Regions from separate parts of the Homo sapiens genome. Here regions 1 and 2 are each linked to region 3. A link is a contact called in ENCODE Hi-C data. All regions are on one chromosome and are shown on one strand. Each heading gives the region's core, a stretch centred on a gene start or an enhancer-like site at or near the end of the contact. The rest is flanking DNA. Distances are from core to core; before and after follow the strand shown.

Region 1 (4,340 bases), core at 1,569-4,068, 5.1 Mb after region 3:
GTTAACTATAGTCACCCAACTGTGCCATCAAATACTATTATTTAGCTATTATTTATTCCTTCTAACTACATGTTCATACCCATTATCCAATCTCTTTTCATCTCTGCCCCCCCATCATTCTACTCTTTATGAGATTAAATTTTTAACTCCCACATCTGAGTGAGAACGTGTGATACTTTTCTTTCTGTGTCTAGTTTATTTCACTTGACATAATGACCTCGAGTTCCATCCATGTTGCTGCAGATGACAGGATTTCATCCTTTTTTTATGACCAAACAATATTTCATTGTGTATATGTACACATTCTCTTTGTCCATTCATCCAGTAATGGACACTCAAGTTGATTCCATATTTTGGCTATTGTGAATAGTGCTGCAATAAACATGTGGGTACAGGTGTTCCTTTGACATACTGATTTCTCTTAAGATTTTTATCAAGACAATATGTGCACAGCTGAACATAGACCCTTATCAGGAGTTTTTGATTTTGCCTTTTGCCTTGTGATCTTTATTGGCCTCAGAAGCATGTGATCTTTGTTCTTCTTGTTTGCCCTTTGAAGCATGTGATCTTTGTGACCTACTCCCTGTTCTTAAACCTCCTCCCCTTTTGAAATCCTTAATAAAAACTTGCTGGTTTTGCGGCTCAGGTGGGCATCACGGACCTACCAATATGTGATGTCACCCCTGGTGGCCCAGCTGTAAAATTCTTCTCTTTGTACTCTTTCCCTTTATTTCTCAGACTGGCCGACACTTAGGGAAAATAGAAAGAACCTATGTTGAAATATTGGGGGCGGGTTCCCCCGATACTTTTGGACATATATCCAGTAGTGGGACTGCTGGATCATATAGAAGTTCTATTTTTAGTTTTCTCACAAACCTCCATACTGTTTTCCATAATGGCTAAACTAATTTACATTCCTACCAACAGTATATATAAGTTCCTCTTCTCTGCGTCTTTGCCAGCATTTGTTATTTTTTGTCTTTTTGATAATAGCCAGTCTAACTGAAGTAAGATGATATCTCATTGTGGTTTTGATTTGCATTTCCCTGATGATTAGTGATGTTGAGCATTTTTTCATATACCTGTTGGCCATTTGTATGCCTTTTGAGAAATGTCTGTTCAGATCCTGTGCCCACTTTTTAATGAGATTATTTCATTTTTTGCTGTTGAGTTGTTTGAGTTTCTTGTATAGTCTGCATATTAGTCACTTGTTGGATGAATAATTTGCAAAATATTTTCTTCTATTCAATAAGTTGTTTATTCTGTTGTTTCTTCTGTTGTGCAGAAGATTTTTAGTTTAATATAGTCCCATTTGCCTATTTTTTGTTTTTGTTGCCTATGCTTTTGAAGTCTTAGTCATAAAATCTGTGCCTAGGTCAATGTCCTGAAGTGTTTTATCTGTTTTCTTATAGTAGTTTTATAGTTTTGGGTTGTATGTCTTAAGTTTTTTAATCCATTCTGAGTTGATTTTTGTGTATGGTGAGGGATAGGGGTCTAGTTTCATTCTTCTGCATATGGATTTCCAGTTTTTCCAGCACTACTTATTGAATAGAATGTCCTTAATATATGTTCTTGGTGTTTTTATTGATAATCAGCTGGCTGTAAATATATGGATTTATTTTGGGGTTCTTTATTCTGTTCCATTGGTCTTTGTGTCTATTTTATGCCAATAGAATGCTGTTTTGGTTACTACACCTTGGTAGTATAATTTGAATTCTGGTAGTGTGTTGCTTCCTGCTTTGTTCTTTTTGTTCAGTGTTGCTTTGGCTATTCAGGACCTTTTGTGGTTTTATACAATTTTTTTTTCTATTTCTATGAAGAGAAAGCCACAGAGTCCTAAAATAATTCTAAAACTCATCATGACTTTCTTGCCTAAAAGATCTTGATTTCAATCGTGCCTAGTTTTGCTTTAATCACTTGCTTGAGAAATACATAAATCCCCACTTAAGATTAGTGCAGGCATATCTCTGGCACCCATTTCTGGTTCTATTAAAATTCCTAGAGATGTCAAAAATTACATTAGGCCACCTGACAGGCTATACCTAGAAGAGAAAAAATGATTTGTAAAAGCAGTGGGGCTATTTGCGATTGCTTTTTTTTTTTCTTAAATATCACCTATTAGGTTGAAAACCTGAAATTGCAGCTTTCTGTAGAAATGGCGGAAGACAAACTAACATTTTTAAAGCGCTCTCATTTAGCTCTGATGAGTACTACACCCCTGATATTCTTCTGATACTAAAATAATTTTCCTAGTGTAGTCTAAACTTTTTTAAAAAGACATGTAATCCGCGGAGTTTGTAACTCAAAACGAGTGCATCTAGGAGGTATCGCAAGCCGTTTCTGGATTAAATTCCCAGCTAGCTAGCTAGCTAAGCAGGGGCGGTGAAGAAGACAATCTGCAGCCTAGGGAAGAAAACGCTTTCGCATTGTTCTTACGTGTTTACGTTATTTTATTTCCCTAGAGCAAGGCAGGAGTAGGGACTCGAATGGTACAGTTGGGCTGGGGATCGCCCTGGTACAATAAAAGCGTCCAGAGAGGACGGTAACAGGCAGGAGCTCCAAAGGTCAGTCCCTGCAATTTAAGACTCAGGAATTTAGGTTGCACAAAAAGGAAAGCAACCTACTGCATTTGGCACTGGCGGTCCCGGGAGGCCGGGGGTGGGGAAGCGCCCAGTGCGCAGACTCCGCGGGCTTGCGCAGGCCCGCAAAAGAGGGACGGGGGTGGTGCCTTTGGGGCGCGGCGCCGCGGCTGGGGGCGTGGCGCCGGGGATTGGGAGGGCTTCTTGCAGGCTGCTGGGCTGGGGCTAAGGGCTGCTCAGTTTCCTTCAGCGGGGCACTGGGAAGCGCCATGGCACTGCAGGGCATCTCGGTCGTGGAGCTGTCCGGCCTGGCCCCGGGCCCGTTCTGTGCTATGGTCCTGGCTGACTTCGGGGCGCGTGTGGTACGCGTGGACCGGCCCGGCTCCCGCTACGACGTGAGCCGCTTGGGCCGGGGCAAGCGCTCGCTAGTGCTGGACCTGAAGCAGCCGCGGGGAGCCGCCGTGCTGCGGCGTCTGTGCAAGCGGTCGGATGTGCTGCTGGAGCCCTTCCGCCGCGGTGAGCCCGGGCCCCGCGGGCTGCTCTCGGGAAGTTCCCGCGGAGGGGAGGGGCCTGGCCGTTCGATCGAGGCTGCACCCGCCACACCTTTGCCCTGTTGCCGCAAGAACCCTTGTCGGCCCCAGCCTTCCAGATTTTTGCCTCCTAGGGTATTGTTAGTGATCATTCTTCCCAAACTGGATTGTCCAAAACTTGGGTTCTGAGATACTGCTGTTGCCCGGTTTCTCCTTTTGCCTCTCTGACTCCTTCCCAAATTCCTCCTTTTTTTTCTAAGAAACGTTCCGTATTTGCCTTTCTTAATTAATTGAGGGTCTTGAACCCTGTGAGAATCTAATGAAAGCCATAGGATTCCCTTCCTGGAAAACTGCATATAGGCGGTCATTCGGCTACCGTTTTGGAGTGCTGTACCCTCAAGCCATCCACGGGCCCAGGCTAACGCTCCTCCCTGCCTGAAATGCTGGCGTTCTAAGTCTCAGCATCTGCTCCCTGAAGCCCAGTTACCCATTCCCATCATTTTCACCTTTTTGTAGACTTCCCCCTTTCAGAGCGGCAGACGCTGGCATACACAGGTCCTGGGCATCGCCGTCAAGGCTGCCCGCCAGGCAGCTTCCACAAATCCCAAAATGAGCCTTTCCTTCTTCCTTCTAAAACAGCATCTCCACCTTCTGTATTATTTATTTCAGTGAATGCCTGAATCTCAAACTTGTACTTCATCATGGACTCCAGTCTTCCTTTCACATCCAATTTCAATGATCATCAATACAGTCATTTTGCTCCTTAGCCCACTCGGACTATTTCTCTCCATACCTGCTGCAACTGCCTTGACACTGGTGTGACAGCCTTTTAAAAACTGGTGTTTGGGGCTGGTATCACTCCAGTGGATTCTCAGACAGCTGCCAGAATAACTTTGTTCAAGTAGAAATCCAAAGCATTGCCTGGTCTATAGTGGGAAATCGGTAAATGGTGAATGAATGAATGCCTACGGCACAGCCGGCTTATTTAAATGCGTTAACTCATTTAACCCTCACAGCTGTATTTGAGGCTTGTAACAATAATGATTTAATAATTAAGATTATGTAATAATTTAAGAATGCTCCATTTAAGATGAGGGAGGCTTGTCCAAGGTCTTGTAATTAGGAGGAAGGTCGGCTGGGAATACGGATATAGCCTCCGGGTGAGGAGTTGTGACTGGTGTTTAGGTAGATGACTAGAGGTTTTCTGTGATTTATTTTAGCCTTAGGAAGG
Region 2 (4,496 bases), core at 853-3,352, 5.6 Mb after region 3:
TCAGGAGATCGAGACCATCCTGGCTAACACGGTGAAACCCCGTCTCTACTAAAAATACAAAAAATTAGCCAGGCCTGGTGGCTGAGGCAGGAGAATGGCATGAACCCGGGAGGTGGAGCTTGCAGTGAGCCGAGATCGCACCACGGCACTCCAGCCTGAGTGACAGAGCGAGACTCCGTCTCAAAAAAAAGAAGACTGAATGAGTTAATTCATGGAATGCATTAATACAGTGCCAAACTCGTATTTAGTACTCAAAATAAATATTAACTATTGTATAATTATTACAGGAAGGAAAAATTACATATGTGTTAACCATACATATCACGTCCAATTAAGAATAGCACAGGAGAATATTTATGGACATGGAAAGTTGTTGACCACATTCTATTAAGCAAAAAAAAAAAAAAAAAAAAAAGTTACAAAACAGTAAAAATATCATTTTATGTGAAAAAAATCTACGTATAGTCACCATTTATCATCTAGAATTAAATTTACATAGTTAGAATGTGCCCGTATGCAGTTTCTCCATTCAATCTCGAGTGGACAATCAAGAAAAAAATTTGGCTTTTAAGTGAACTGTCCTGTCACAGACTTGGGATAGAGGATCCCTTAGCTGAAGACGTCACCACTTCTCACTTGGACTATTACAACAGCCTTCTGCATGTGGCCTAACCTTCTATCCCAATGCCAGCGTGACTTTTACAAATACAATCTTCCTGCTTAAGATCCTTCATGTATAGAATACAAGTTTCAAACATCCTTGTTGCCTAAGATCCTTCTGATTACTGTTCCTTTAACCCTTCTGGCATATCTCTTGCAAACAACCCGAAAGACAATTCACCTGCGTGCCCCTTTTCACTGCCTTCCCTACCTTTACGTGGGAAGCCCCGTCCTGCCTGTTTACCTGGTGAAATCATTCTTCCAAACTAAATTCTAAAGTGCCTTCCTAAACTTCCTCTTCTGTAATACCACAAGGTTGATCACAAAGCACTAGGGCTGTTTTCCTGTCTCTTACACATCAGCCTGTGAGGCCCTCAAAGTCGGGGAACTGGGCCCTATTCATCTTCCCACATGCACCGCCCAGATCAGTGCCGGGCAAAATGTATACTTAACCACCCAAACTTGGACAAGCTGGGTCAGATCTCGGGCACTCGGTTTTCCTTTCCTTAAAATGGAGCTCTTTACCCCCGCAGGATCTTAGGAGATTGATTAAATAAGGCTCTGCAATGTGTTTCCCGCTTACAGTAAGCCATAAACGCAAGTTTGGAAGCCTCAAGCCTAAGATTCTGATTCTGTCTCCGCGTCTAACTACTGTAGATGTGAGGCTCTGAACAAGTCGCTCACTCAAGGTCTGTTTCCTCATCTGTAAAGAGAATGGACCCACAGATGAACTGCAAGGCCCCACCCTAATTTATGAATGGATGGTTCCCAAAGGGGGTTCCGACTTTCCAGGAGTCCCACCATCCCCCACTTCTCCGACCCACGCGGTCCCGGCCGCTTCCTGCTTCCTGCCCCCCGCTCCCGCCGCGAGCGTAGCGTCTGCACCCACTAGAGTCCCAGGCTGGTCTCTGGGTCCCACCAAGTTTGCTCACCGGCTTCTCCTCGCCTCCCATCTTCCCTGAAGGACTGCTGGCCTTCTCCTCAAACATTGGCGAACGACGAAGCGATGAGAGAACCCGAAAGCGACGGCCTAGAGGAGAGGAGCCAAGAGGCGGGTGGGAGGTGGGCTAGCGCCCGGGACTTGGCCTCGGCTGGACCAGCTGATGCAATCGAAAGGCGCCCTAACCCCGCCCCCAACTTGCGGCGGAACGAGCAGCCAATGGATAACGGGGGAAGGCGGGCCCTCCCTCCTCTAAGCCAGTGGAAAATCTTTTCGGGTGACAGAGCCCTTCTAGGAAATCAGGTCGCGGAGGGTGAGGAGGAGCAACTGCAGAAGCTACATGCCTACTCTCCGCTGACCTTGGTCTGGACGCTTTCCAGAGTCAAGTCCCCAATGCGCGTGCGCCTTTCCTCCCTTCTGACTTTATGTGGAACAATCATGGACCTTCCCGGACACCGTAGATAATAAGTAGGTCTTGGTCTAAACTTCCGGGAAGTTTTCGGCGACCTGGATACCATCTTCGACACGGGGACAAATCCCGGGATGGAGTCCAGGGTTTCCCGCGGCTTCGGCGCTTCCTGACCTGGCGTGACTGCCGACTTGTCGGCACCACCCAGGCCTCAGGCTCCCTGTCTGTAGTGGTGAATCGACCTTCCTCATGGCAGTCCAGGCTTCCCAAGCCCCATGTCCTGTTGATCCGGGACAAACTCTTCCTTGAACGTTCTTCACTACGAGCCGCTGCTGATCTGTACTGCCTGGAGGAGCATTTCCATAGCGCCCGCAAAAATACAATAAAGCTCACCCAAGGAAATAACCATGGATTCTCACGCCTGGGTGCCAGTGTTTGGAATCGACTGGGCTTTTTTATGTTAGTAGGCAATTTAAAACAATTACTTATTTGAAATCAGAAGCGCAATAGGCATAACTTCAGGTACGTGCTCCACCACCACGTTTTGTGGATTTTTCTTTTTAAACATCAGTTCTGTTCTCTACAACTCTCCGCCTTCAGGGTTATACTTTCCAGGAACAATAGCTTCCCAATTCGGCTTTGTGCATCCATTTTTCATACAGCATCGTTGTAGTCTTCAAATACAAATATGATCACGGCAATCTGCTGAAAAATCTTTGGTGGCTTTCCCTTGCTCTTGGACAATCCCTGATTGTCCAAGTTTTCGGCTTCATCTCGTTCGCCCACCATACACTGAACTATAAACTGTAGTGGCTTTTTTTCCTCAGGTCTTCCCACAGACTAAGTACCAAGATTTTTCCACCCTACCCTCATCCGTGCTCATTCCGACACACTTTTTGCCTGTTTGACACCTCATTTATTGTCAGATTTCAAGAATCGTTTTCTTCGGGGAACCATTTCTTGACTCCCTTACTGGATGAAACAAGCCTCCCTGTTAAACAGTGTTGGAGGCGCAGAAACATACCCCCAAATAATGGCGTTTTGACATCTGAACTGAAGAAGCCTCAAGGTCCCACTCCCCTAAATCCCCACGCCATCTCTGCCAAAGCAAAGGATAAAGTTTAGACACATCACAAGGAACATAATTGTTTTTGTTGCCTCCCTGTAAGACCAAGAATGTAGTAATCACACCTGAGCAGACCCTTTCACAAGATGTTGTACAAATTAATGTGTTCCTGATACATTCATTCTCCTTTGTAATCCCTCAACAGAATTCCTCTTCTCCCTATCATAACCTGTGTCGCTGGGATTGTATCCACAAGCTTCTGAAGCCCTCTGAGGGGTGGGTAATCACGCTGTGATTCTTCCTGTGTATACACGTTAAGTAAATTTGTATGTTTTTTCTATTAATGTTCCTCATGTTAGTGATTTTCAGCCAAACCTCAGAGGGCCAAGGAGAAAGGTCCCCTTGGCGCTTACAATAGTGTCTGCTGGTAGTTTCATGTGGTTCTTGGTAGAACTTACCGGTTCAACTTGTTCTTTCACTATGTGTGTATTTAGAGCTAAGCAAGTTTACTATATATGTGTATATATATATATATATACACACACACACACATATACACATACGTATATGTATATACATATATTATATATATATATATGCACAGTAATGGTTCTGATCAGTTGGCCTAAGAGTACACCCTATGTGGGGCTTCACGTACTGCTACACTCACAGGCAGAATTGGGGGTTGTTTTTCTGTCCAGAGTGATTGATCCTGATTACAAGGGGACAAGCGGGTTTCTTCTACATAAAGGAGAATTTTGTCAAGAACCCAGGAGATTCACTGAGACCTTTTTTAGTACTTCCTTGTCTAATGTTTCGCTGTTGGAAAACTCTGGGAACCCAACAAAGACAAGGAAGGAAGGAAGGTTTGGGCTATCCTTCTAGGTAAAGAATCTAGTCTAGCGAGGTCCTGACAAAGGCTAAGGGTAACTTGAAAAGGTGCTAGGAGAACAGAGTTATGCAATATTAGCTACCTAATTTGCAGATTACATATATATGTATACACATATACATATGTGTGTGTGTGTGTGTGTGTGTGTATATATATATAACTGCTCTTTAGCTGACACCTTGATTTTAATAATAGTCCTTTTCTTTTCTTTTTTCTTTGAGATGAGGTCTTGCTCCATTACCCAGGCTGGAGTGCAGTGGCACAATCATAGCTCACTACAGACTCAAACTGCTGTACTCAAGCAGTCCTTCTGCCTCAGCTTCCCAAGTAGGTAGGACTGCAGGCACACACCACCACACCCAGTTAATTTTTTCTTATTTTTTATTCTATCTATCTATCCATTTATTTATTTTTGAGACAGAGTCTTGCTCTGTTGCCCAGGCTGGAGTGCAGTGGTGTGATCACAGCTCACTGCAGCCTTGATCTCCCAGGCTCAATTGATCCCCTCGCCACAGTCTCCTGAACAGCT
Region 3 (4,029 bases), core at 396-2,895:
CTTTTATTTTTCTTCTTACCACTTATTTTACAAATGACATATATTAACTATAGGATATTTAAAAAGTAGAGACAAGCAAACAAGAACAAAAAAGTGCACGTGTAATTCCACAAATGAGGGGAGAAAATCAGCTAACATTTTCATGTATATTTTCAGACTTTTTTCAACATACATGTACATATAAAATATTTTATAATGTATATTTTTAATTTCGTACATATTTAAACTTTTATTATAAAACAGGAAATTTGTAATATTTTGCTTGATTTAATATCATGAACATTATTTCCTATTACTAAGTCTACCTCTTCACTTTTAATCGTTGACATAATTTACATAATCCCTACCTTTGGTCATTTAAGTGTTTCCAAATGTTCACTCTTATTAACAACTTCAACAAATATCCCCAATATTGCTTTTTTTTTCTTTTTTAAAGTAAGCAGAGAATTGGAATAAATTAGAAATCCAGGGCACTTACTCATCCAACAGATATTTATTGAATACTTATTTGTGCCAGATATTGCATTAACTGGGAGCTGGGAAAACAGAACTGGTTAAGGCTAGATCTCCACTTTTAATTAACTTTCAGTCTCATGGAATAGAAAGATGAGCTGAGGAACTGGAGAGGACAAATCGCTCCTCTCTTTAAAGTAAATGTAGTTCAAGAGAAAGCTGCTGGGTCAGTGGCCAGGTGTGTGTGTGTGTGTGTGTGTGTGTGTGTGTGTGTGTGTGTGTGTGTGTGTGTGTGTGTGTGTGTGTACACATACGTATTAACTAAGCAGTTTCTAGAATTAAAATCCCTAATGTTAATAGGCTTATGCATAAAATAGATTAATCCACAACACCTGCATGAGCCACGATCCTAGGAGCTGCAGAGCCATAAAAGCCGGACACAGTACCCAGCAGCCTCGCCTCGGCTCCCGGCAGAGAACACCCTCTCCCCGGCCTCCCGGCGCTGGCGCGATCCCACCGCGGGGACCGCCGCCCTGGTCCCCGGCCGCTGCACCCCCTTCTCGCGTCCTACGCCTGGCGGCCAAAAACAAAACTGCCTAACCACTTCCACTTGGAGAAGCCCTCCTAGCCGAGAGGGGCATTCTGAAGATCAAGGGCGAGGCTGGAAAACAAACTTTGTTACGTGTTAACTTAGTTGGAGCAAAGCGATTCCAGGAAAGGAGTCTAAAACTGTGCGCAGCGTTTTTATAAAAAAATGTTTCAGTGGATACACGGGGGAGCGGGGCCGTCTATGGCAGGGCTTCAGAGCAAGCAGGAGACTGGCAGGCCGGCGAGAGCAGGTGGCCCGCCGGCCGCATCCCGGCCTCCTCCTCCCCGCTCGCCTGCATTTGGACGACGGCTTCCGCGGCGGCCGGAGGGGAGCATCCTCTACACTGCCAACTCGCATCAATGGGACTTTCCTCGTGGGAACTGCCCCTCCCGGCGGACGTGCCCTCCGGGTCCGGCGTGGGCGGGCGGGTGCCGCGAACTCCTTGCAGACCTTGGGTCGGCTCAGTGCTCCCTCAGCGCTGGGGCCGAGCCTGCACCACCCGCCGCCGTCGCCGCCGAGGGGGCGGGGGAGGTGCCGCGGGGGGCGGGCGCGGCGCGCGGGGAGGGGAAGGGGTTCTCGCGCGATTGGGCGAGGTTTCCGGTGTTGTGACTGAAACCCGTCAATATGGCGGCGATCGGCCGCGGCCGCTCTCTGAAGAACCTCCGAGTACGAGGTAAGCCCGCTGCAACCCTCACTCCCCACCGCCCGGCGCCCGCCACCCCTGGCACTTGCCTTCCCCTGGCCCTGGGTTGGGGAGCGAGCCGGGGCGCTGGCCGGAGCCAGGGCAGCCGCAGCTGGCCTGCGAGCCAATCCTAATTGGGGCTGTGTGTCTGTTTCGCGCAGGGCGGAATGACAGCGGCGAGGAGAACGTCCCGCTGGATCTGACCCGAGGTAACGCGGGGCGCCGCGGGCGCCGCGAGGGCGCGCTGCTGGGGAGGAGCCGGGTCCGGGGCTGGGGGCCAGAGGCAGGGGCGGGCCCCGCACGGGACCGGCGGGGTGCGGGGGCCAGAGCCGGAGCCCCGCCTGCCGGCCCGCGGGAACCGAGCCCGGGGCCGCCTCGCCGGACCCATCCCCCTACCCAGCGCCCGCTTCCCTCGCCCGAGCCCTTCTCCGGGCCTCGGGCTGCTGCGGGTGCGGGGGAGCCCCGAGTGGAACTCGGCAGACCCGGCGACCCTCTGGGCTCGAGCTCCGGCAGAGTGGTTTGCACCTATCCCGGAGTCCGGCAGCCCAAGCTAGGGGCAGCTGGAGGGAGGTAGAGGCTGTTATTTAGGTTGCAGGAGGATGTTTGAGGGAAGAGCGACCACATCCTGCCCTCCCCGTCCCCGGAGCAGAAGCCGGACCTGCTCGGTGCTTGCCGACTGCGTGACTGCTTTCCCCTTTGCCCACCGTCCTGTGGGGACCCGCAGCATTGATAACTTGGTAGTGAAACCTAGAACTGGTCATTACTGCTAAATGTCTGGTTTATGCTGTTTCCCTTCTGCTTCCCTTTCCCGGGCCGCTGGGACTGTAGTTGGCTAAAGACCGCCCCCTCACCCTGCTGCAGGTTCATTGTTTACCTTCTGCAGTGGAGATGGGTTTGTTTACACCTTCCGAACTGGGGAAACTCGGGTGATATTTTTAATGACCTAATCCCGTTACTAGCCAGTGTTTCCTCTATCACTTACAGTACTAGAGTTTATTCGACATTATCTCGTTGAAGATTTAGTAGTTACGTACAAGATTCTTTTCTCTTCCACGGTAAACAGGATTGAGCCTACTGATTCCGACGAAGTCATATTTCACACGGGCTGTAGCTTGGAGTGTAACCCGGTTCAGCTGTACAGAATCAGTTTCTGAGGTCTATAAAACACCTTAGGAAGTAAACAAAAAAACTTGTTGTAGACATTCTGTATGAGATCAGTTTTTTACCCTATGTCGTACCTGACGTAATGACTGTTATCTACAGTAATTTGTTAAAGCTGGGCTCCTTGTTGACAACGGCTAGAGTGAAAGCATAGTGCATTTTCTAATTTGTTTTATTTTGCTTATCACGATGTAAGATTACTGTTTTATAAACTGAATGGTCAGCTTTCACTTAGCTACAAGAGTACATTTTTATAACTTAATATTTTATTCTGAAAGTTCAGGGACTTAGTTTTGGGTGAACTAGGTCCTTTTACAAGACAGTTTCTAAAATATAATACAATATAGTAGAGCTTAAATCCTGAAAATGGCTACTAATTAGATTATCAATGCACTAATTTCCACCATTTTTTTCAGCAGATCGGTTTTGAGAATTAGTATAGAAAGATGTAAAGCTTTTGACTTCTGTGCAACTGTTTGGAAACTTGACTATAACACACATGTGAAAAATCTATATAAAATAGATTCACTAGAAAACTTCCTAACAAGGATAACTTCTACAATTTCAGGTCTGTAAAAGATGTAATTAGTGAGTGATTTAATTTATATACAGGCATATGTGTTTTAGATGAAGGTGAAGGGAGCCCTTAATAAACTTGAGTTTAACTTGTGCATTAAAAACCTGCTCAGATGTGGTGCTGGAAATATATAGTTGTATTTTAAATTGAGTTCGTCGAGCTCCTATATATAGTGGTTTCTCTGCTTGGTGTCAAAAATGTTGAGTTGTGGAAGAGCTTAGGTACACATCTGATTTGATAATTTTGGCTTACTCCAGTTTTACTGAGGCACACAGGTAACTGTTTACTATTTAAAATGCCATATTAACTGAGAATTTAGTAAGCACCTATGTCCATAGGTATTTCCAGGTTAATATAGATAGTGCAGAAAATGCTGTTTTCGGCTTGCCCTGACAAAATGTACTTCAGTTTGGAATAAAGTATACACAGCCATTTAAAACTGATTGCAAAAATAAAGAGTGAGGGATTGTTTGAGATCTGTATTTCTAAATCATAAGGAAGTTTGGAATTAATCTGAATCAGTCATTTTATAGTGATACTATTGTTTTAAAAAGTTGCTGTTGTGAC

Evidence for each region. Hi-C counts contacts between places; a loop is a spot of excess contacts on that map. Pooled maps may share reads with other maps.
Region 1: a map of naive thymus-derived CD4-positive, alpha-beta T cell shows a loop between it and region 3 (19-fold over the local background). The contact joins the promoter of AMACR here to the promoter of RICTOR in region 3. A Hi-C loop is called at or near these places in 1 of 168 maps with a recorded cell type or tissue (naive thymus-derived CD4-positive, alpha-beta T cell), 1 of 37 single-sample maps with no recorded cell type and 10 of 50 pooled maps.
Region 2: a pooled map shows a loop between it and region 3 (20-fold over the local background). The contact joins the promoter of TARS1-DT here to the promoter of RICTOR in region 3. A Hi-C loop is called at or near these places in 2 of 37 single-sample maps with no recorded cell type and 9 of 50 pooled maps.

What each region holds. Positions count from the first base shown.
Region 1 is chr5:34,006,528-34,010,867 of GRCh38, reverse strand. AMACR (alpha-methylacyl-CoA racemase) reads left to right here and starts at 2,818. Exons shown (of 5, transcript NM_014324.6): 1 at 2,818-3,095. The coding sequence starts at 2,849. The region is part of intron 6 of C1QTNF3-AMACR (C1QTNF3-AMACR readthrough (NMD candidate)); the gene reads left to right. RefSeq lists a silencer at 2,602-2,681.
Region 2 is chr5:33,438,240-33,442,735 of GRCh38, reverse strand. It overlaps TARS1-DT (TARS1 divergent transcript), which reads left to right and starts at 2,102. Exons shown (of 3, transcript XR_001742630.2): 1 at 2,102-2,531. TARS1 (threonyl-tRNA synthetase 1) reads right to left here and starts at 1,771. Exons shown (of 19, transcript NM_152295.5): 1 at 1,593-1,771. The coding sequence starts at 1,649. RefSeq lists enhancers at 663-1,249, 1,264-1,323, 1,584-1,773, 1,874-2,183, 1,838-2,425.
Region 3 is chr5:39,072,015-39,076,043 of GRCh38, reverse strand. RICTOR (RPTOR independent companion of MTOR complex 2) reads left to right here and starts at 1,645. Exons shown (of 38, transcript NM_152756.5): 1 at 1,645-1,715; 2 at 1,886-1,933. The coding sequence starts at 1,667. RefSeq lists enhancers at 1,233-1,759, 2,286-2,812 and a silencer at 1,448-2,347.